Regions from separate parts of the Mus musculus genome. Here region 2 is linked to region 1. A link is a contact called in ENCODE POLR2A ChIA-PET data. All regions are on one chromosome and are shown on one strand. The core of a region is the stretch at or near the end of the contact, and the rest is flanking DNA. Distances in the headings are between cores, read along the strand shown.

The links. ChIA-PET counts read pairs that join two places held with the same protein, here RNA polymerase II (POLR2A).
Region 2: POLR2A ChIA-PET joins it to region 1 with 12 read pairs in Patski. The contact joins the promoter of B3gntl1 here to the promoter of Fn3k in region 1. POLR2A ChIA-PET finds 5 or more read pairs at or near these places in 2 of 5 experiments (Patski and embryonic stem cell).

Annotation. Positions count from the first base shown.
Region 1 is chr11:121,430,420-121,436,657 of GRCm38, forward strand. It overlaps Fn3k (fructosamine 3 kinase), which reads left to right and starts at 4,534. Exons shown (of 6, transcript NM_022014.4): 1 at 4,534-4,710. The coding sequence starts at 4,570. It overlaps Fn3krp (fructosamine 3 kinase related protein), which reads left to right. Exons shown (of 6, transcript NM_181420.3): 6 at 1-349.
Region 2 is chr11:121,668,633-121,674,591 of GRCm38, forward strand. It overlaps B3gntl1 (UDP-GlcNAc:betaGal beta-1,3-N-acetylglucosaminyltransferase-like 1), which reads right to left and starts at 4,519. Exons shown (of 13, transcript NM_178664.5): 1 at 4,353-4,519; 2 at 2,425-2,541; 3 at 2,238-2,337. The coding sequence starts at 4,400.

The sequences.
Region 1 (6,238 bases), core at 3,284-5,783:
ATTCTGTTGTGTGCATAGTAAGACTGCCTGGCTAAATTAGGCCTCACTGGCGATAGAACAGACTTACTGAAGTTTAGGTATAGTGAGCCACACTCCACTGCCAAGGTAGAGAACTGTGAGTGACTGTTGGTGTGGTGAAGGGTGTTGACCATGCAGGGAAGTGGCCAATGTGCCCACTTCCCATCTCTTCCTTGCGCATTGTCAGCATTTCTGAGTGATTCACAGTGATGTTTTATGATGGTTAGACTTCTGGACATGGACTCATCTTGTGAGAAGATTTGAATAATGACCAATTCTAAAATCAATAACGTTCCATTTGCTTATGTAGCACTTCTGGACCCTGCTATAAGCTGAGAAGTCTAGAGGTTGGTTTGGGGACCAACCAAGCTACCAACCTTAAGGGTAACTTGGTCTCGATTTAGGAGCCTGGAAATACTCCGTTATACAAGTTTGTGCTTTCTTTCTTTCTTTCTTTCTTTCTTTCTTTCTTTCTTTCTTTCTAATTTGTTTTTTTCTCTTTCTTTCTTTCTTTCTTTTTTTTTTTTTTTTTTTTTTTTTTTTTTTTTTTTTTACAAGACAGGGTTTCTCTGTGTAGCCCTGGCTGTCCTGAAACTCACTCTGTAGAGCAGGCTGGCCTCGAACTTGGATATCCACCTGCCTCTCCCTCCCGAGTGCTGGGTTTAAAGGTATGCACCACCACCACCACCTGGTTTTATGTTATTTTCTAAAATTGTCATTCCTTTGCAACATATGAGCATTAATATCTTTTCTCTTTTAACATTGAAGAAATGGGAAATTTCATTAATGACATTGTTGTTGATAAATCTTTTTGCCTAAAAACTAGAATAAAATTGCAGTTGTTTCAGTGATGCCTAAGACTGGTATATTTCCACATTTATGTACTGAACATTTATTTTAGCTGTTTGCCAGAAAACATCATGTCTTACTTAGTCTTTCATTGCTGTGAAGAGACATGACCACAACAACTCTTGTAGGAGAACATTTAACTGGGGCTAGCTTAACAGCCTCAGAGGTTCAGTCAATTATCATCAAGGCAGGAAGCATGGCAGCATGCAGGCAGACATGGTGCTGGAGGAACCACGAGTTTTACATCTTAGTCCAAAGGCAGCAGAAGGAGACTGTCCCACTGGGTGCTGCTTAAGACCTCAAAGTCTGCCTCTACAGCGACATACTCCTCCAACAAGGTCACATGTAATAATGCCACTCCGTATGGGCCTATGGGGGCCAATTGCATTCAAAACTTACACACATTGTAATGCTATATAGTGATAATTAATAGGTAGAAGTATTCTCTCTCTCTCTTTCTCTCTCTCTCTGAAAGGTGATTGTATTAGTAACTTTTCTGTTGGTGTGATAAAACATCTTGTCCAAGGCAATTTATAGAAAAAAAGACTTGATTTAGGCTTACAGTTAGAGAGTCAGGGTCCATATGGAAGGAACTACGTGGCAGCGGGTGACAGACTTGCTCCAGCTGGAAGTTGAGAGCTCACATGTCAAACTGTAAGCACAAGGCACAGAGAGTGAACCTGGAATGGCCTGTAGCTTTCCTACCTCAGAGCCCACCCCAGGACTTACTTCTTCCAGCAAGGCCATATCTCCTAAACCTACCCAAAAAGCACTACCAACCGGTGACCAAATATTCAAACATCTGAGCTAAGGGAAGCATTTTCATTCAAACCAGCGTGGGATCTCCTGTGGCCCTTGGATTCCTGGTCCTCCTCAGCCCTGTCTTTACCTCCTCTCCAGTTTGATTTCTGTTTTTGTTTACGATATTGTCATTCACAGCCATAAAATGGACCCCAATACTATTTTAAGAGAGTATCCCAACCATCTTGCCTCTGAATTGTCAATGCCTCTTTATAGCCCTCCCTATCCACTGGTGTCCTGTTCTCACAGGTTCTTTCTGTGAGCCTCTCTGTATTTGTAATCTGCCGTGGCCTGCGTGAAGGAAAGTCCAAGGGCAGGCTTTCCTTTTGAGATGACCCAGCAGTCTGTCCAGAAACGGGTGACACATTCCCCTGAAATACATCCCCGGGACTTTTTACACACCAGTTACACACAATAGGTAAGAACCCACCAGAGAGAAGGCAGAACCTACAAAGAACCCACATGCCTCAAACCTCCCAACACTTAAGTTGGCAAGCAATGGAGCCTTCTTAGTCTGAATGAGAATGGTCTGACCAACCTGAGATCCCATCCATAGTCAGTTTGCCAAGCACTTACAAAGAAGTTTCTGAATGGAGTGCTAATGCTTCGTGTTCAGGTGCAGTGGTAGGAAGGGCCCCAAATGGAGACACCAGTCACATTTCGTATAGATGGCTGTCCTGCCCGTTCTTTGCAGTGACATTTCCATGCTGTCAAGTCCATTTACTTAGCATGGCCTTGAAGAATCATAACCAGTAGTGAGGGGAGCAAAGAAGGCCAGAGTGTGTTTGTGTTTGACATAAGCCTGCGAGATCGACTCCAAATCCATGAGGACGCAGAGAGTTAACAAAGCTTTCCTCTGATCTGAGTGGGAAGTCAATGCTGCCTGCAGAAAATGGCCACTGTACTCCTTTCCTCACAGATATTACTGCCTGAAGACTGATCCCCGCAGGGACTGCTCCTACTGAGATCAGTTAAGCCCGCCCTCTTGATTTAGCTGCATACCACAACCCTGCCTACTCGTTCAGCTGTAAATAATAAACACACTGATGTTCTGGGATCTTGAAACTTCTCCATCAGACATCCTTCCCGGCTTTTCTGTGTGTTCATGTGTGTTTTTTCCTTCATTCCCTCACTACCCTAATTAGGTCAGTCCCTGGAGTTGTGTAAGACTCCGCACAGAGGGAAGACACGGACACTGCACTTGGCTTTAGAATCAGGTTAGAAAAGGTCGTTGGGGTAGAACCCTGGCTCTGCAGTCCGCCACTCTGGCTACCATGATTAGGAATGATCAAGCCACATTAGGAGGCCATATCAGTCAATGTTCCTTGCCTGAGTGTGTGCCCAGGTTCCAATCATCCCACATAGCTGCCAGATGCAGGAGTTATTCAAGAGCCTCTAGGGAACCCAGTCTCAGTCTGAGCCCATGACAGGTCACAAGGACCCTGGGGATGGCCAGCACTGACAGGCTTTGCCCCTCTGAGGTATGACAGAGCTCCTAAGATAGGCTCCTCAATGAGGGCTATGCCTACCGAAAACCCATGCAAATGTTATCTCTTCATGTGCTTTGGGCGTCATCTTAGTGTGAGGCTGGTCGATAAAGGAACAGCTGTAGAACTGTCAGCTGGCAGGCCATGAGAAAAACATTGAGCAGCACAGTGCAGCCAGGTCTTCTTGACACATGCTGGGAAGAGTCTTATCCCGCTAGGGCCTGAGACTAGAATTCATAGGATGGAGCCCAAAACCAGACTTGGTTTCATATGTTATGAGCTATGTCTCAGCACTGGGACCCAGGCAAGTTAACTCCTCTATACTTTAGTTTTGTCATAGAGAAGGCAGGAGCTAATTATAGCATCCTCTCAGGATATTTGTGAATGTAGCTGACATTCACTTGTGCCCTGGCACATACTCAAAGCTCAGCAATGGATCTATCCACCCACTAATCTTCCTAGTCCCTTTATAGTCAGCTGGGGACATTGCAGTACAAGAGAGGGACCAGCAGCTCATGGTGGGAGCTGCCATCTGAGGCAACCTCTCCTAAAACACTGAAGGGTTAGCACAGGCTGTCTCTTATATCAGTCTGTGGATGTGTTCTTATATGTATGTGTGTGTGTGCCCATGCATCCATGAGCATATATGTCTGCTGCTTTCCTATCATGGCTGTCTGAAATCCAGAGTTCCACCTACCCTGGGTGGAGTAGGCTGCTGCTATCACACCTCCCACAGTAGCCTCTATCACTCAGCCCTGTGGCATTAAGAGGTGCCACTAGGGCCTAGCCAGGGCACCCCCATGGCTAGGACTCCACCCTTATCTGGACAGTGAGATCTTCTCCATGGGATATCTAAGTCTCTAGGCTATGCCTTGTGTTGCAAGGATAAAGAAGCCCTGACCCAAATCTTTCTGCGCTCTTTCCTGATTCTCCCAGTTATGCAGAGAGCACGGTGCCCAGGGTAGACCCCAGGTGGGTGCAGATGTTCTGGGACTTCACGTGCATTCTGTGAGGACACTCCCTTTCTGTCTCGTGGCTTTACAGAACACCCGCCACCCGGTCTGGGTTCTGTTTCTATAGGGTGTGTTGTTGGAGGAGAAATTCTGAAATGAGCTTAGTAATGAGGGTATCGAGAGCTTTTGCATCCCTCCTTCTCCCACAGCAGCCCCGGGTGGAAATCGCCTTGGAGAGAGAAATTCCTCGCTCTCTTCCCCCTCCCACCCTAGCTCTGGTGCCCAAGAGCATGCAGGGATAGCATGCACCGGAGGTAGCTAGGAGCCAGCAAGCCTGTGTCAGACAATGTTGTGACAGCGCTACGCCCCGCCCCCTGATCCGCCCTCCGCGCGTGTTCCCTTCTGGTCCCCGACTCCCCCTCCTCTGCGTCACCTGACCGCATTCTGCACCTCAACTCTCCATGGAGCAGCTGCTGCGCGCCCAGCTTCACACCACAACACTGCGGGCCTTTGGGAGCTCCGGAGGGGGCTGCATCAGCGAGGGCTATGCCTACTACACTGACAGTGGCCCCGTGTTTGTCAAGGTCAATCGCAGGACACAGGTGCGCTGCCCGGTATACAAGGATAAAGTCTAGGAAGGGGAAAGAGGAATGCAGGATTCTGAGAAGTGGTGGAGGAACTAGACCTGGCGTACCCAACGCTCTGCTGAGGGGTCAACCAGCACTTGCATGCAGGCAGCTTCTTGGGACCAGAGGGTTTCTCTTTGCTGCATGATTATTTTCTTGCTTTTGCTCCCACACAGGGGCTTTAAATTTTCTGTAATCACTGACCATGGGGGAGGTGAGTCTTAGCGGTAAGCTGCTTCTGCCCATGTCTGGTCTCTGCTCTGACCTCAGCTCCTGCATTTTCCCAGCAGGTGAAGAGAGACAGGATTCCCAGGGCTAGGTTAGCACCATCGTTCTCAAAGGCTCTGTTGGTTTCTAGGACGTTTAAGATATCCCCGTTTAAGAATGTATGGAGCCAGGCATACATCTAAACCCTATCACTCTGGTACTTAGGAGGCTGAGACAGGAGGATGGTGAGTTCCATGTCAGCCTGGGCTACATGAGGAGAAGCTGGCTCAAAAACAAAAACAAACTAACAACAACAAAAGAATGCATGGAAAACTGTAAGACAACTGAGGACTGTTAGCTAGAGTCCCTGAGAGCAAGCTGTGCTGGCACAGCATGGTGCTCCCCTTCTGTGGGGGGAGGACTCCAGAGGTTCTGGACTCTGTGGGGAGTAGTTCTGGATAGTGGTTATAGTATCTAGGATGCTCCTGGTATCATTAGAGACGGTGAAGGTAGCACCTCCCTGCTTTCTGTGCAGCGTTGGCCTGGTTTGGAGGTTTACCCTGGAAGCATGGCTGAAGTTTGCAAATGCCCTTCCACAACAGGCTGCTCAGCACATGCCTCTTTGTCCCAAGTGCAGGTTGGCGATTTGAGTGTACCTGTCTGACTTTTCCCCTTGAAAGGGGATTAAGGGGGAAGAATGGTTTACATGTGTGATAATAAATGTTTTGGCTTCAAGTTTCACTTTTAATCAACGATATCCAATTTATTTTGTGTGTATGTATGTATGTGTGTGTGTGTGTGAAAGCTCTGGTTTGCATATTCATGACGTGCGTAGAAGTCAGTGGATAACTTTTGGGGAGTTGGTTCTGTCCTTCGGCCTTATTTTGTGGCAAGGTTTTTCTTGTTTCTGCTGCCACACGGCCTGTTCTAGGCTAGCTGGCCTGAAAGACTCCAGCTGACTGTTTGTCTCCCATCATGTGGTAGGAGGGCTGGGATTACAGATGCACACCACCACATCTGGAACACACTACCACATCTGGATTTTTGGAGATCAAAGCTGGGTGATCAGGCTTGAATGCTTTTACCCACAGTCATCTACTTTTTAATTTTTACAAATGTATGATTCTATATGTAGAAGTGTTCACAAACCCCATGAATAAATGCATGGGGGGGGGGGCTGAGGATGTCATTCATTGTAGAGCATTTGCCTAGTGTGGACAGTCTCCTGGGTTGAGCCTCCCAGCACCACAAATAAATAAGTAAATAAAATGCATGTTTTTAACCAAGGTATAGTGAA
Region 2 (5,959 bases), core at 3,269-5,768, 240 kb after region 1:
TAGCTGATGCCTGGCAAGAGTCTAAGGACGATTGTCTGGATAAAAACGTCTCTTTAAGGAAGCTGTTGATGACTGGCATGATGGCACACATCTCTAATCCCAGCACTTGGGAGGCAGGTGGATCTCTGAGTTTGAGGCCAGCCTGATCTATAGAGTGAGTTCTAGGACAGCCAGGGCTACACAGAGAAACTCCATATTGAAAAACCAAGGGGGTGTGGGAGGAGGGAATAAGTGCAAAAGAGCTGTTGATGATTCGAGAGATGGCTCTGTGGTTAAGAGCATCAAGTGCTCTTCCAGAGGTCCACAGTTCAATTCGCAGCACCTAGGTGGCAGCTGACAAGTGCCTGTAACTCATCTCTGAGAAGCTGACACCCCGTTGGCCTCCGTGGGCACCAAGCACACTCATATGGTACATAGACATACACCCATAAACATTAAAAAAGAAAGAATACTGAATGGTGTTGAAACAAGGCAGATAGATCTCCGTGAGTTCTAAGTCAGTCTGCTCTGTGTGTGTGTGTGTGTGTGTGAGAGAGAGAGACAGACAGACAGACAGACAGACACCGAGGCCCACTTGGTTCTCAATAGACAGCAGACCTGGAGATTACCAGGATCTGTAGGTGTAGATAACACCTACAAATTCTTCAAAAAAGATGTTTTAGTCAGGGGGCTAAACATTTATAAAAATTAACAGTTCTCTCATTTATAAGAATTAACTCACAATGGACTGAAGACTAAATATAAGCAATAAAAGAATAAAAATCCCTGAAGTAAAAAAAGGAGTAATTTCTTTTCTACTTTGATGTAGCAATGGTTGTTTGAGATACTGACACCAAAAGACATGCCATTGACAAAAAACTAAACTGGATTTCATCAACTGTAAACTTTTGTGCACCAAAGGTAACTAACACAAGAGGCTAACAAGAGAATCCAAAGAATATAAGACAGTGTATGCAAATTATACATCTAATAGTGCTCTGGTATGCCACACAGACACACTGCTTCTATAGCTCAGCAATGAAAAGAAATAAACTACTCAAGGAAAACAATGGACAGAGAGTTGATCCAAAGACACACATAGCCAGAACGTAAACACAAAGTTCAACATCATTAGCCATTTGGAAATGCAAAAAAACCCACAATCAAATACCTCACACTCACTAGAATGGCTAAAGGAGTAATTACAAGAGAAAATAACAAGTGACAGCCAGGATATGAGTAAATGGAACCCAGTGGAAAGTGTAAATTAATACTATACGAAGATTAACAGTTTGGCGGGTCTTCAAGTTGGAAAACATAAAATTATATGGTATATGCTCCATAAATTTGAAACACAATGTTCACGTATCCAAAATAGTTGAAAACTCAGTGTTCAAACAAAAACTTGTACACAAGTATTTGTATTGACACCATTGACAAAGATCTCCAGAAAGTGGAAAAGTCTAAACGCCCATCAACTGATGAAGTGGATAAACAAAACATAGTTTATCTGTACAACTTCATTATTCTCTAAAACGGAACGAGGCATTGGCATGTTACAATAGATGGATACTAACAAAGCTGTGCTTAAGGAATTATAGATACGAACTACATTGGCGATTGCCTTGAACCAGAGTAACCCATGCACTTAAGAGTCATATATCCAAGATCAAAGCATGAGCAGAAGTGGGATCTGATGAGGGCTTCCTGATTCATTGAGGTTATTTCCCCTTTATCCTCACACATGAGAAGGGTAAAGGGTTATTTGGAGCCTCTTCCATAAAGCACTAATCCTATTTCCATTCATGAATCTCCACCCCCATGACCCTATCGTCTCTCAAAGACAACACCTCCTAAAACTCACACATGGATTAGGCTCCACCTACAAACTGGGGGTGGATGCAAACAGAGACAGCAATAAATCCTTACCAAAGAGGGAGAAACCGACTGAATGGGAGCCAGTGATAGGCAGAGGCAGACAGATCTCTGAGTTCTAGGTCAGCCTGCTCTGTGTGTGTGTGTGTGTGTGTGTGTGTGTGTGTGTGTGCGTGTGTGAAGAGAGAAAGAGAGAGAGAGAAGACAGACAGACAGACACGGAGACCCACTTAGTTCTTAGTAGACAGTAGACCTAATCACGAGCCCTGGAGATTACCAGGATGCTATTTTCCACCAGGATACTTTTCTCCAGATTGTAGCAATACGAAATCATTTAAGTTTATAGGTTGCTAAGAAACCATAATTACAATTCAATATGTTACCTCCTCTGGGAGAAGGAGAGTCATGGCCTCCGATGACTACAGAGATTCCAGAATCTTCCAGTTTCACCTTCCATTTTTCAATGATGGCCCTAGACTTGTCCTGTAAGTATGACACAGCAGGTCAGGGCACTTCCCTCAGATGTGTTCTGTAAAGTATTGAATCACCCAACAGCAGGCCCGTAAATACCTTGCTGGCATCGTTAAAAACAGAGAGCTCCATGGCACCTTCAAAGTCTTGCTGCAAAACAGACATCAAGCACTCATCCAACCACTGCTCAGCGTTGTGCACGGGGAGGATGATAGACTAGAATTCAGAGAAACGGGTTAACAAACAGCCATGGAGAACTGCCCTCTCTTCAGCATCCAGAAATGTTTATCCCACAAGATGAGGCCCTGGCCTTCAGGTCTAGAACCATGATGGATGGGGCAAGCCCAACAAACCAAAAAAATGTCTGTTTCTCCTCTCTAAGCAGTTGGCATTCATTTGGTCCATAATATTCAATAGGTCTTAGGTACCCCTTAGGATCGTGATGCTTTTAAAAATTGTTCCATTTATTCATCCGTTATTGTATGTGTACACATGACCATGAGGGCCGAATTCAGGTTATCAAGCTTGGTGGGACGTGCCTTTATCCACTGGTCTATCTGTCCCCATTTCCTTCTAGATGCTTTTGAAAGGGGGGGAAACCTTAAAAGCATCAAAATGACCCCTCAGTCAGTGGTAGATTCGTGATTCTGATCACTAGGCAAAAGCATCAGCATTCTGGTTAAACATCCCCTGCTATGAGAACCAGACTCCAACAGTGACCCCTTTATAGGGGTCATCACAGCTCATCAAAGAGCCAAGCTGGACCAGGAGGGCGTGGAGAGGCCCTTAATCTTTATTCAACACTTGAATTCTGGCACCCTCACTTTTTCTCAGGGAATCTCACAAAGCCAAAGTTCCTAAAGTAGTATGGAATAAAATCACTGAAACCTGATAACCAAAGGAACCAGGAACTGCCTCAATTTTATATGATATAGTAAGTAGTAAAGAACAGCCAAGAAATTAACAGTTGGCCTCACCCCCCCACCCTGAATTAATGTGAAAAAATAAAACTGGACATGTTTCTGAGCAGGAAAACCAATAGGCTAGGTAGATGTGAACATATACATACATATATGTACATGTTACAAAGCTATATATAACACAAAGGCTATATAATCTCTACAGACAAGGTCTACATATAATATAGGCAATATCTACATAAATCACTGTAGAGGCCATCTATGTATAGTGTACTTTAAATTACTGAATCTGAACACGGTTATAAGAATCTTATAAAGGAGTGTTGAAGACACCGTCCTTTACAAATGAAGCGCTCTTTGAGGAGCTGATGATCCCAAAGTGGCATTCTATCCTGTTTGTGTTTATTCTGAAAACATGTTGCTTAAAGGCTTTTTATTTGTTATTTATTTGAGCTATTGGGGATTGAACCCAGGGTGTTTCACATGCATGTCAGAGTTACACCCCAGTCCTCTGGACTTACTTTGTAAAGGAAAGAACTTTCTTAATTTTCTCAAGACCTACAAGATTTTAACTGAAAAGGGGTGTTATGACTCATATTTGTTATCAGTAAGTGTGGCTCGGACGCTGGAGGGTTTCAAGGTTATCCTCAGCTGTATGTGCTGCAGGCCAGCCAGAGCTACAGACCTCACAACTTTAAAAAAAAAGATATAAATTTCTGACAAAGGCCTTGATTTACCGGTTTCCAATTTCAATAAGACTGGCATGAAAAATACAATCACTTGGCGCAATGCCTGTGAACCACACTTAATGCACCCTGGCCTGAGACATCTAACCCACCTGCTAGGTATTAAGATAGGTGTGGCATGCTGGCGAGCAGGGATATGGCGGGAGGGGCGCTAGTAGGTGTGCAGGTTAGTGTACGGTATGAGCTCGGACACATGTCTACCTCGAAACGGAATGGTGGGAACCCTCCAAGCTGAGGTTCCCGAACCCGTGGCAGCGTACAGCGGCTGCGAGCCGGAGACAAGATGACTACCGTGGAGGGAGAAACAGCAACAGAAGAAGGCACAAGAGGGCGGGACCGCGTCTCACCCGGCCATACCTACCACTAGGGCCAGCGAGCCGCGCGTTGTGGCGTTCTCGGAGACCTCCATCGCGCGGCTCCACTGCCCTTTTCCTGCAATCGCAGTCCTGCCTAGGAGGCCAACGCATGCACAGCAAGCTCCAGGAGGCGATGCACAGACTGGACCGCTTCCGATTGGTGCAGAGCCACGTGGCTCGCTAGGGACTTACGGGTATGGGAGGGCTGTTAGGGGAACAGCCACGTTCTATTGGTGTAGAGACACGTCAGTCAGTAAGGGAAGGCGGTCCTTCGAGCAGAATGCTCAGGGAGGCGGCCCGTCGGTGTTCTCTGGATGGTGGAGCGGGAGGGGCGAGCCGCCGTTCTCGGCGGGAGCAGCTCGGGCGAGGGGTTCCGGGGTGGCCAGAGCTGAGTGTGTGGGCGGGGCCTGGCCGAGCAAAGGGTTGGGCTTCCGGAGTCCGTGGGCGCCCCTGGCTTTGCGCCTTCGTCCTTCTCACTTGCCTCTGTGGCTTCTTGGCCTGCGGAAGTCCTCCTGCCCCACCTGACGGAAATAATCGCAAACTGAAGTCCGCAGCCAAACTAACGTTATAAAAAAACTTAAGAACGGGGGGAACTTGTGGGGGGACGCCACCCTGTGCAAGTAGGTGGTTACTTAAAAATCCCACCGCAGGTTGGGCCTATGTAACTTTAAAAAGGAAAATGCCAGTAAGCTTAAAGCAGGCGACATTTCATCAGAATCTTGTTTGGTCTGACTGCTCCAGACAAGGAGGAAGGACCCCCTCCTGGAGGAAGGTTCTGGGTCTGGACTGGGTCTGTCTGGAGTGAGCCAAAGGTAGATAGTTCTCATGGACCCAAGGCCCTCGTGTGGCCTGCATTAGGACACATGACGCTTGGTCAACGCCAGATAGTTGAGTTCCTATGCTACACAGAGATTCATTGTCCCGGGGGATACTGGGGAAGGAAGTGTTCTATGAACTGTGGGAGTCCCAAAGTTAGGCATCCCACAGAACCAAAAGGTTTCACTAAATTACTTCCAAAGGACGGGTGACAACCTCTGAGCTGCGTGGAACCCAGATATTGATAAAACACCTGATTACTTAATGTAGATAACCCATGTACATTTTGTTTCGTTAGTGCTTTTCTAACTTAATGCTTGTGTCTGCAGTTTCTCCAAATGGTCATCCTACAACTAGAAATATATTTTAAGATGGCATATTTTGGTCATCCACACCCTCCATTTGTGAGGGGTGACACTGAGGTCACCCACTGGCCTTGGCACCAAGCAGCCCTCAAGAGTTTCCACACTTAAAAATAGCAGGAGATGGGTGGAAGAGATGGCTCAACGGATAAAGACAGTTGCTGCCAAGCCTTAGAACCCGACTTTGAGCCCTGGGACCCATGTGGTATCAAGGAGAGAACCTACTCCCACAAGTTATCCTCTGACCTCCGAACATATAGGGTATGGTGCACAACCCCACACACCCCCAACACATGCGCAAAATAAAATGTAATTTAAAAATAGCAAGAGCTCTCAGCAAAGCTTTAGACTGCAGTGCTTTTCAAAATCTTGGTTAATTTATTTTATGTATGTGAGTGTTTTGCCTGCATGTATGCGTGTGTGCCACATGCCTC